Linked DNA regions of Homo sapiens: region 2 is linked to region 1. A link is a contact called in ENCODE Hi-C or POLR2A ChIA-PET data. All regions are on one chromosome and are shown on one strand. Each heading gives the region's core, a stretch centred on a gene start or an enhancer-like site at or near the end of the contact. The rest is flanking DNA. Distances are from core to core; before and after follow the strand shown.

Region 1 (3,906 bases), core at 892-3,391:
GAGAAAAATCATCAAGTTCAGAGGAAAGCCTAGGCTACCATTTTGATACCTACAACTAGTTCATCTGATAATATTCCCCGGGCAGCCAGATGCCCCAGAGAAACAAGATACAGGTTTTTTTGTTTTTAATCAAATGACTCACCCACAATGACAGCGGTGACTGTGAGCAGCACAAAAGCATTCCGAAACAGGTAACTTTTAACATCCTCCTTTGTAATGTTCTGCACTTTCTTCTTGGCCAAAAGTGTGCGTTTACGGACTCCCTGCTGGAATCTCTCCATCCTGCCCCCCATCTTGGGCTCTTCTCCATTGCTTTTAGTCATATTTTACTTTTCTAGGAGGGTCTCTTCTTTGCACTTCAGTGTCTGGGAATCACCCACAGAAAGCCAAACCTCCTCTTTGGTATTAGAAAACACAACTAGAATGGGAGAAAAAGAGACATGAGTTATAGCCTCCAGGGGTGAGAAATCAGTGCTGCTCCACACCAGGCAAGCTCTTGGCAAATTGCATAATCTCAGCAGGAATCAAGGACTGGAGAGCCACAATACCAGACCTCAAGGTTGCAGTGTGCATATTTTAGTGGACCACGTGTGAGAAATGTGCATAAATTCGGAATATATTCTATTTTCTTTTTAAAAATCCGTCCTTCCCCTTCCAATGAGGCTATAAAAGGGTTCTTCAGAGCTAGATCTGACTGAGAACCCCTATTCCCACCCTCCCCCGCAGAACCCAGCTGATGCCTTGCACAACGTACACAATCAGTAAATGTCCAATTGAACTGAATGCACAGAAAGTATTCAATCATTACTTGACAAATTATGCTGTATACATGGTTGAAAGCATAACCAGGTCAATAAAAATAATTAAGATACTGATAGGTGGGAGTTGTCTCTGTTACATGCAGTAAAGTAACCAGCTATTTTCTTCATTAAGAAAAAAATATAATAATATCTACTAGTAAATATGGTCATAAAAAGAACACAAGTGCCCACAGTACATGGGAAATACATGTGACTATTTTACAGGGTAATTTTTTCATTTTTTTTCCATGAAATAAGCAAAGTGCTCTGGGCACATCTATAAATCATCTGAAATCACAATTCAGCTTCGTTTATCACAAGTAGAAGTATGAAGTAGTGTTTTTCTTTGTGACACACATGCTGGAATCTTCCGAGGAAACTATCGCTGACTTTTTAGCGTTTTAAAATTTAGGATTTCTAGAACAGATGAGATGAAACCAATTTTCATTCCAAACATTACAGCTTGTGGTTTCTGGTTTCTTTAAAGCACTCACGCTATTTAACTACATTTCAGTAAATCTCTTTCCTGGTGGAAATCAGCTGTTCTGAAAAATCAAGGGATTCCTCCTGGTGCTTTACAGGAGCTCTAATCCATAGCCCTTCCCATAATCAATCCGAGTGAAAACCAGCCGTACCATGGATGTGTGTCGCTGCCAACGCAAGCAGCCAGCGTGTGCGCCTGTGGGGGAGGTAACTGGAAACCAAAGGACTCCTCGCAAATGACTTCTCGCAATCCCAGTGCAGGAAAAAAAAAGACTTGTCTTAACAGTTTGCCTTTTAAATAAAATTGCAAGTTGGGGTCAGTGATACTAAGACTTCTAATTTGTTTAAGACTTCACACTGGATTAAATGCTTAGGGAGAAGTGAAGACCGGGAAATAGGAGAGACCAGATTTTTTTTTTTTTTAAACTAATAGCTCTGATTCCTCTTACCAGTCACTTTTAAGCAGATCCGCTCAACCTTGATCCTTTTCTAGATCTCGCGCCACAATCTGCCCCCAATCCACCCCGAATGACTCAACTCCGAATTAACAGCGGACCCGGCATAAACAGACACCACACTCTCACGACGTGAGATGACTAACAAGGACTTTATCTACCAAAATGGCTAGCCTTGATTCAGGCTACTCCTCTGCTTGGAAGGCAAAATACATCGGCAGAGAAGTGAAAGGAGAAATTAAACCCAGCAGGAACACAGAATGTGACACTTACCTTTTCTGATTTTGTAAGGGGTGGAAGATATCAAGCAGTAACGAGGTGAATTCCCCAGCAGGTACAACGGAGCAACAATCCGCAGCGCGCGTAAGCAGGCAGGCTAGCCCTGACAGTGTGCATGTGCTCTGAAACTGCAAGTTACTATCAGGGCAACTTAAGAAAAGGGGAGGAGTCTGTGCCCGGGAAAGGAGGAGTGGGGAATGGAAACCGCACAGGGAGGAGGGGGAAACCCCGAGGTTTCTGGAATATTGATTAATCTTGGCACACCAGAAGCAGGCTTGCTGGCTTTGTTTTGCTCCTTAGACCACTTTCACGCTTTGTCAGTTCACTGTCATTAGAAATGCAAAACCGGGACTAGGAAGAATTGAAAAATAAAGCGCACACAATCGGAAAGCTGAAAGTCTTGATTAGAACGTTTCAAAGACTTTTCTAAGGCTAAATTTAATTACCTCACATTATTGCATGTTTCCTCCCTTTCAGGGAAGACGAGGGTGTGCTCTTTAGCCTGGTTGTACAACTGTTACGAGAAAGTTCCTTTTTCGAATCGGGGAATTAACTGACGTTTCTTGGGAAGACACTGAATGCAGACAAGTATGTAGAAAAAAAATAATGCTTACTACGATTCTCTAAATTTGTCTAAAGTTAGGGACATGCCTCTATTTCAGCAGTTGAAACTTCAAAACTTCATTTTAACAAACCTAATTTAGCTCACACTGCCTGTGTTGCAAAGACGGAAAAGGTAGCAAATGTAAAGAGACTGGAATTTTTGCCAAACTAGAAAATGAAAAGCATTTTAAGACCAAGAGTGCAAAGTACACTTGAGATTTGGTGATTCAAAAGATAGGTTGCTGTTCAGATGTCTCCATTTTAAAGGATGCTAAATGTTCTCCCTACCACACACAACTTTTTTAGAGCTAAAAAATTCTCATTGCCTTGAGAAGGTAACTTGAGCTTCTAGTCCACTTTTCTTAAAAGAAAAATAAATTGTGAAAATAGATATTAGAAAATAAAAAAAAATTTTTTTGAGGTGACTTATTCCCAAAACTTAAATCTTCTTTAGAAGGAAGAAAATGGTTCATTAGAAACAAAAATTTATACCAGAATCACAGCCTGAGGTTTGGATTCTTGTTCACTGAATTTAATATTCCCCATGCAAAATATGCTCAATTCTTGGTCTATTATTCAACAAGAAAGTATGTCTTTTTTCCCCTCAATACAAATCTCTGGAGATCATAAAGAAATATCTCCTTTCACCCTCAACTGTATGTCCTTTTAAACAGCTACTGGTTGGAAAGCAATGGTGAATCATGTCAATGCTTTAAAATTACAAATCAGCAGCAATTATAACAGCTTTCTAACATGCTATCATTTTAAGAACTTACTGAAAGTACATGCTTTTGACATTCCCAGCCCTCAGTGACCCTTCCCTTCCTCTGATCTCCTAGGTCACTGAGCATCTATACTACATTGTTTAGCACTTAATTATACCATGTTTTGTACTGCATCCTTCTTTTTAAGCTCATGTTAAGTTTTGGTTTCTCAACTAAATTATAAGTTCTTTGAGGGCAAGAACTTGTCTTATACCTAATACAGAGTCAATATTAAGTAACTCTTTTTAAGTGGGTGGAATAATATTAGGATGTGAAACAAAACGCTTTTCAATCTTTTGTGTTAAAACACAATTACTAGTTTTTACATTGGTGCCTCTGGTTTAGGTGCATGGAGCCATTTCTCAATGCCATGACTACTTTTAAAAGCATTTATTTACTATACCAGGTCCTATCTGAGCCATGAGTTTAGGATTAATTTGCACACCCCCCCCCCCCACCGCTTTTTTTTTTTGGTGGAAATGACTTTGACTTGTATTGCAAGGGAACTCGAAAGAGAAATCT
Region 2 (4,322 bases), core at 368-2,867, 140 kb before region 1:
TAATTTTGGAACAGATATATGCTGGTTTGGTCTAAAACACAAAATTCTTTCCAGGAGAATGCGTTGTAATGGGCTGTAGCTATTGATTCAATAAATATTGATCCCTACTGTGTCAGAATATATATTCTGTCTCTATATACTTATAGACATATATGTATATGTATGAATCTGTATAGAGAGAGAATACATAAAAAATTGGTAGTAGATACTTAATACAGTGAATTTACTAAACATGCAGCACATACTGTTTACGTTGCTTCTATGATAGTCATTTCTGCCTTGTATATTCTTACCTTGTAGAGTTACATCATTCTTCTTGTTTGGATTTGGGTTCCCCATCTAGTCTCTGAGCTTTCCTGGGTTGGACTGTATAGTCCTGCTGGCTGTGCCTCTCCCCACTCTACCCCTTAGCAGTAATTAGCAGAGAGCTACTACTAAGCATCAAACGGGGCAGACATTTAGCTGAGAGCAGTTACAGTTCTCTAAAAGCCACTGCCTGTTCTGCAATTTTCTAAGGTAGTGTGTTGACACGATGGGAAATTGATAGAAAGACGTTAGAAGAAAGTATAATATGTCATAAGGCAGTCAGTGCTTCCTAAACTTTAACGTGTCTGCAGATCACCTGAGGATCTTGTTAAAGGGCAGATTCTGCCTCACTGGGTCTCCGGCAGGGCCCGTGAATCTCCATGTAACAAGTTCCCCAGTGAAGCCACGGACTAAACTCGGCAGGAGCAAGGGTATGTGTAAGGGCAGCATTGGAAATCAGACCTTTCAAAGGTAAAGAACTCAGGACGCACCCCTGCCCCAACCCTGGCTGCCCACCCCAAGCTGGGCCACCTGGGATGGCACCTGGCTGGCCCCTGAGTACTGTGTGCGTGCGGGACCCACAAGGGCCCGGCCCCTCTCCCTTCCCCCATTGCCCCAGAACCTGCCGGCTGAGCCTGAGTCGGAGCGCAGCCAGGTGAGGTGGGACGTCTCCACCCGCTCCCCCTGAGACCTGGCAGACCGGTTTTACCTGTCCTGGTCCGGAGGAGGCTCCCGACTCCACTGCAGACAATCCCTCCTCCTCCTCCCCGCCACCGTTCTAGTCGACTACTCTCTTCGTTTTGCTACCTGACACTCCCAAAGCCGCAGAAAGCAAATCCCCAGCACAGCAGCTGGTCGAGCACGGGCTCCAGCGACGTGTGTGAAACTGTTCAACCCAAAACACAAACACCAGCCACTGACATGTTTTAAGAAACGCTACAGTTGGATGACTGCGGAACCAAAACAGACCAAATGGGAGGCAAGAAGGGAAAGCAATTGGCCCAGTTCGGTTGTAGCAGCGGCTCGTGTTACACTCCCTTTGCCAGTTAGCGTCGTGGGCGTTTGTTGCTGTGTTAATTACAGTTCCTCCCGGAGTCGGAGGCGAGAACAGCCCTTGTGGAACAGTTTCAAGTGGAACGTTCCACCAGGAAGAAAACAACTGCCTTCCTCCCCAGCTGGGGAGGGATTCCGCCAGCCGCACTCGGGCAGCCCTGCGGTGCGCGCGGACACCTGCGAGCCGGGCACCCTCGCGCCCCTGCAGCGCGGCTGGAACTGGGACGCCGGGCTGGGGGCCGTGCCCAGGGGCCAGCTGCCGGGACGAAATAAAGCCTTGTTGGCTCCCCCTGAGGGACATGCCTGGCACAGCAGGCAGAGCGCACTTTTCAGTTTTCCTGTTTTCTCTAGAGTTCCTGGGAGCTCCCGGGAAGCAGCGGGGCGCGGGAGGAAGATTGTTTTATCTTCGGATGGGCGGGATGAGAATGGGCGCCAGGGATTCAGAACCAATCAGGGACAAACTTGAGACGGCGCAGCAGGGTGGAAAGTCCACGGTTGGACTTGATCCGGTTCCATATCCTACCTCTGCCTCTGATCAAGTGTGTGACTTTGGGCAAGTTGTTCCCAAGTTGCCCAAAGTCGTTCCACTTTTCTGAGCACCGTAGTCTCACACCTACCTCAAAAGATAGGGAAGAGGTCATACACCTATGTGGCATTGGCTACGTTACCGGGACCCTTCTAAACATATGATCCTCGCAGCAACTTTATAAAGAAGTACTTTTTAAATTGCCATTTCACTGGATCTGTTCTGGGTGATAGTTAGTCGTCATCAGAAATGTGATACTGTGGACGGAAGCATAAGGTTGTCCTCCCCTAGTAACAGTGATCTGTATCTCAGGAGGCTCCCTGTGGTGGGGAGTCTGGTGTCCAGAGCAGGGCTTGTGGGAGAGGGAGATGGAAGGGCTGAGTCCTAGAGATGTTAATGAATGTGCCCACGGTCACACAAGCTGATGAGTGGTAGGGCCAGGATTGGAAACAAAGTGGTCTAGTTCCAAAGTCCATGCTGTAAGCACAGCACTAAACTGCACGTTAAATGATAATGTGTATGTAAAGCACCTGAAGAATAGCAGGGAGGTTGGTGGTTTTTATTGTTTCCATTATTACAGACACATAAACATCAAACTAATCCGAACTAGCAAGGAAAGTGGCAGAGCTGTGAGGGTCCAGGTGATTAAGGAAAATCCATCAAAGGCAGCTGGACAGGAAATGAGAAATAGGAATGTGGATCTCAGCTCTAACTCCATCAATGTAGTCATGCCACCATGCAAGGTGTATCCGCAGCCTAGACGTGGTTAAAGATCCTAGAAAATCAATTAGGCCAAGCCACAGGGTGAGGATGGCTCAGCAAGAAGGGTATGAGTCTATGAGTCTACACCAGTCTCCTGTTACCAACCTGTTCTCTATCAGCTACTTAGTCCAAAAATTCTGAACTGTTAGTTTTTCTACTATTTCAAAAAATACATTTGTCTGCAGTGCTATTTGGGCTTCTTAAGAGTAAAATTCTTGGAATCAACTCAAAAACTGCAATCTAAAAACCACGGTGTGCACTAGAAACTGCCATTTATGCACACTTATGGGCTGGCACAGACACCTAAAATAATATATGGGAAGTGCTTCAGAATGAAAGCTCTGGGTAATGATATTTTAAAAGGATACCATACATGTTTTGATTGGAATGATAATCTTCCTGGGAGAATTTTGTCATGAATGTGTGACTTTTGCTCACAGTTTCATGTCCTTCTTGGTAAAGCTATTTTCAGAATAGCACAGGGACAGGGTAGAAAAGGATCAGCCCAGGAAACAGGTGAGAGTGGTACAGTTTCTGCCTATGAAGAATTGCCATGGAGGTGGAAGGCAGGTTTTTGGGTTCTACAGAGAGCTGCCTACTGATTTTTCACCAGGGCAATGCCCATTCATCAGGATAATCCAGGGCTAGCTGTGAATTTTTGCACATGGAATTAGCTTCCTATTGCTGCTGTAACAGATGACCACAAATCTGGTGGCTTAAAACAACCAAATTTATCATCTTACACTTCAGTATGGTAGAAATCTGACAAAAATATGTCTCGCTGGGTGGTAATGAATGTGTCAGGCTGCAGGACTGTGCCCCTTTCTGCAGGATCCAGGGGCAAATCCATTTCCTTTCTTCTCCAGCTTCCAGAGGCTTCCAGATTCTTCGGCTTATGGGCCCTTCCTCCATCTTTGAAGTCAGCAAGGCAGAGGCAGGCATTGCATCACTCCTGAGTCTCTCTTATGCTTCCCTCATCTTCTTTTAAGGACCCTTATGATTATGTTGGGCCCTCCCAGAGACTGCAGTATAACCTCCCTATTTTAAGGTCCTCTGATTAGCAAACTTAATTCCATCTGCAACCTAAATCCCCCTTTGCAATGTAATGTAATAGATTCACAGGCTCTGAGAATCAGGATGTGGACATCTTTGGGGGCCATTGTTCTGCCTGCCACACACCCCAAATGCTCTGGTAACAGGGATAGCCTTAATTCACAAACATATGCTCAGCACTTATTCTCTGAAAGGCACTTACTCTGTGAAAGGTACTATTAGAAGGGGCTTCTGGGTCATGCAGACCTGTGTGTGAATCCTAGCTCTGTCATTTACTAGTTATGTCATTTTAGGAGAGTTATTTAGCCTTTCCAACCTACAATCTCCTCATCTGTATAATGGAGATAATAATAGTACCTACCTTATTGAATTGTTGTTTGCATTAAATGAAATAATGCTGGAAAACACTTAACACAGTGCCTGGCATGTGATCAATATTCAATGAGTGTTTTGGTTATTATTAAGTATCACGGGTTTTGCATTGTGTCTGCCCTTGAGGAGCCTGGGGAGGAAGGCGTACTCACACACGTAGTTGCGGGGTAAGATGACACACAGAAATAGATATGAAAAAAATATAAGAAAAATATCACACTGAAGTGCTAAATGGGTAAGTGCTGTTGAG

Evidence for each region. A loop is a pair of places that touch in the nucleus more often than their neighbours do. ChIA-PET counts read pairs that join two places held with the same protein, here RNA polymerase II (POLR2A). Pooled maps may share reads with other maps.
Region 2: a loop to region 1 is called in a pooled map, with 2.4 times the contacts of the local background. The contact joins the enhancer-like site here to the promoter of SLC1A3 in region 1. A Hi-C loop is called at or near these places in 3 of 50 pooled maps. POLR2A ChIA-PET finds 5 or more read pairs at or near these places in 2 of 52 experiments (GM10248 and H1).

The regions. Positions count from the first base shown.
Region 1 is chr5:36,604,841-36,608,746 of GRCh38, reverse strand. It overlaps SLC1A3 (solute carrier family 1 member 3), which reads right to left and starts at 2,141. Exons shown (of 10, transcript NM_004172.5): 1 at 2,012-2,141; 2 at 143-418. The coding sequence starts at 323. RefSeq lists an enhancer at 1,935-2,034.
Region 2 is chr5:36,742,091-36,746,412 of GRCh38, reverse strand. No RefSeq gene overlaps it. Among named protein-coding and RNA genes, the nearest start is that of SLC1A3-AS1, 19 kb to the right of the region's middle. RefSeq lists a silencer at 1,606-1,695. Within about 2 kb of position 1,617, at least 24 of the 41 ENCODE cell types and tissues checked have a DNase peak (open chromatin) inside an H3K27ac peak, as active enhancers do.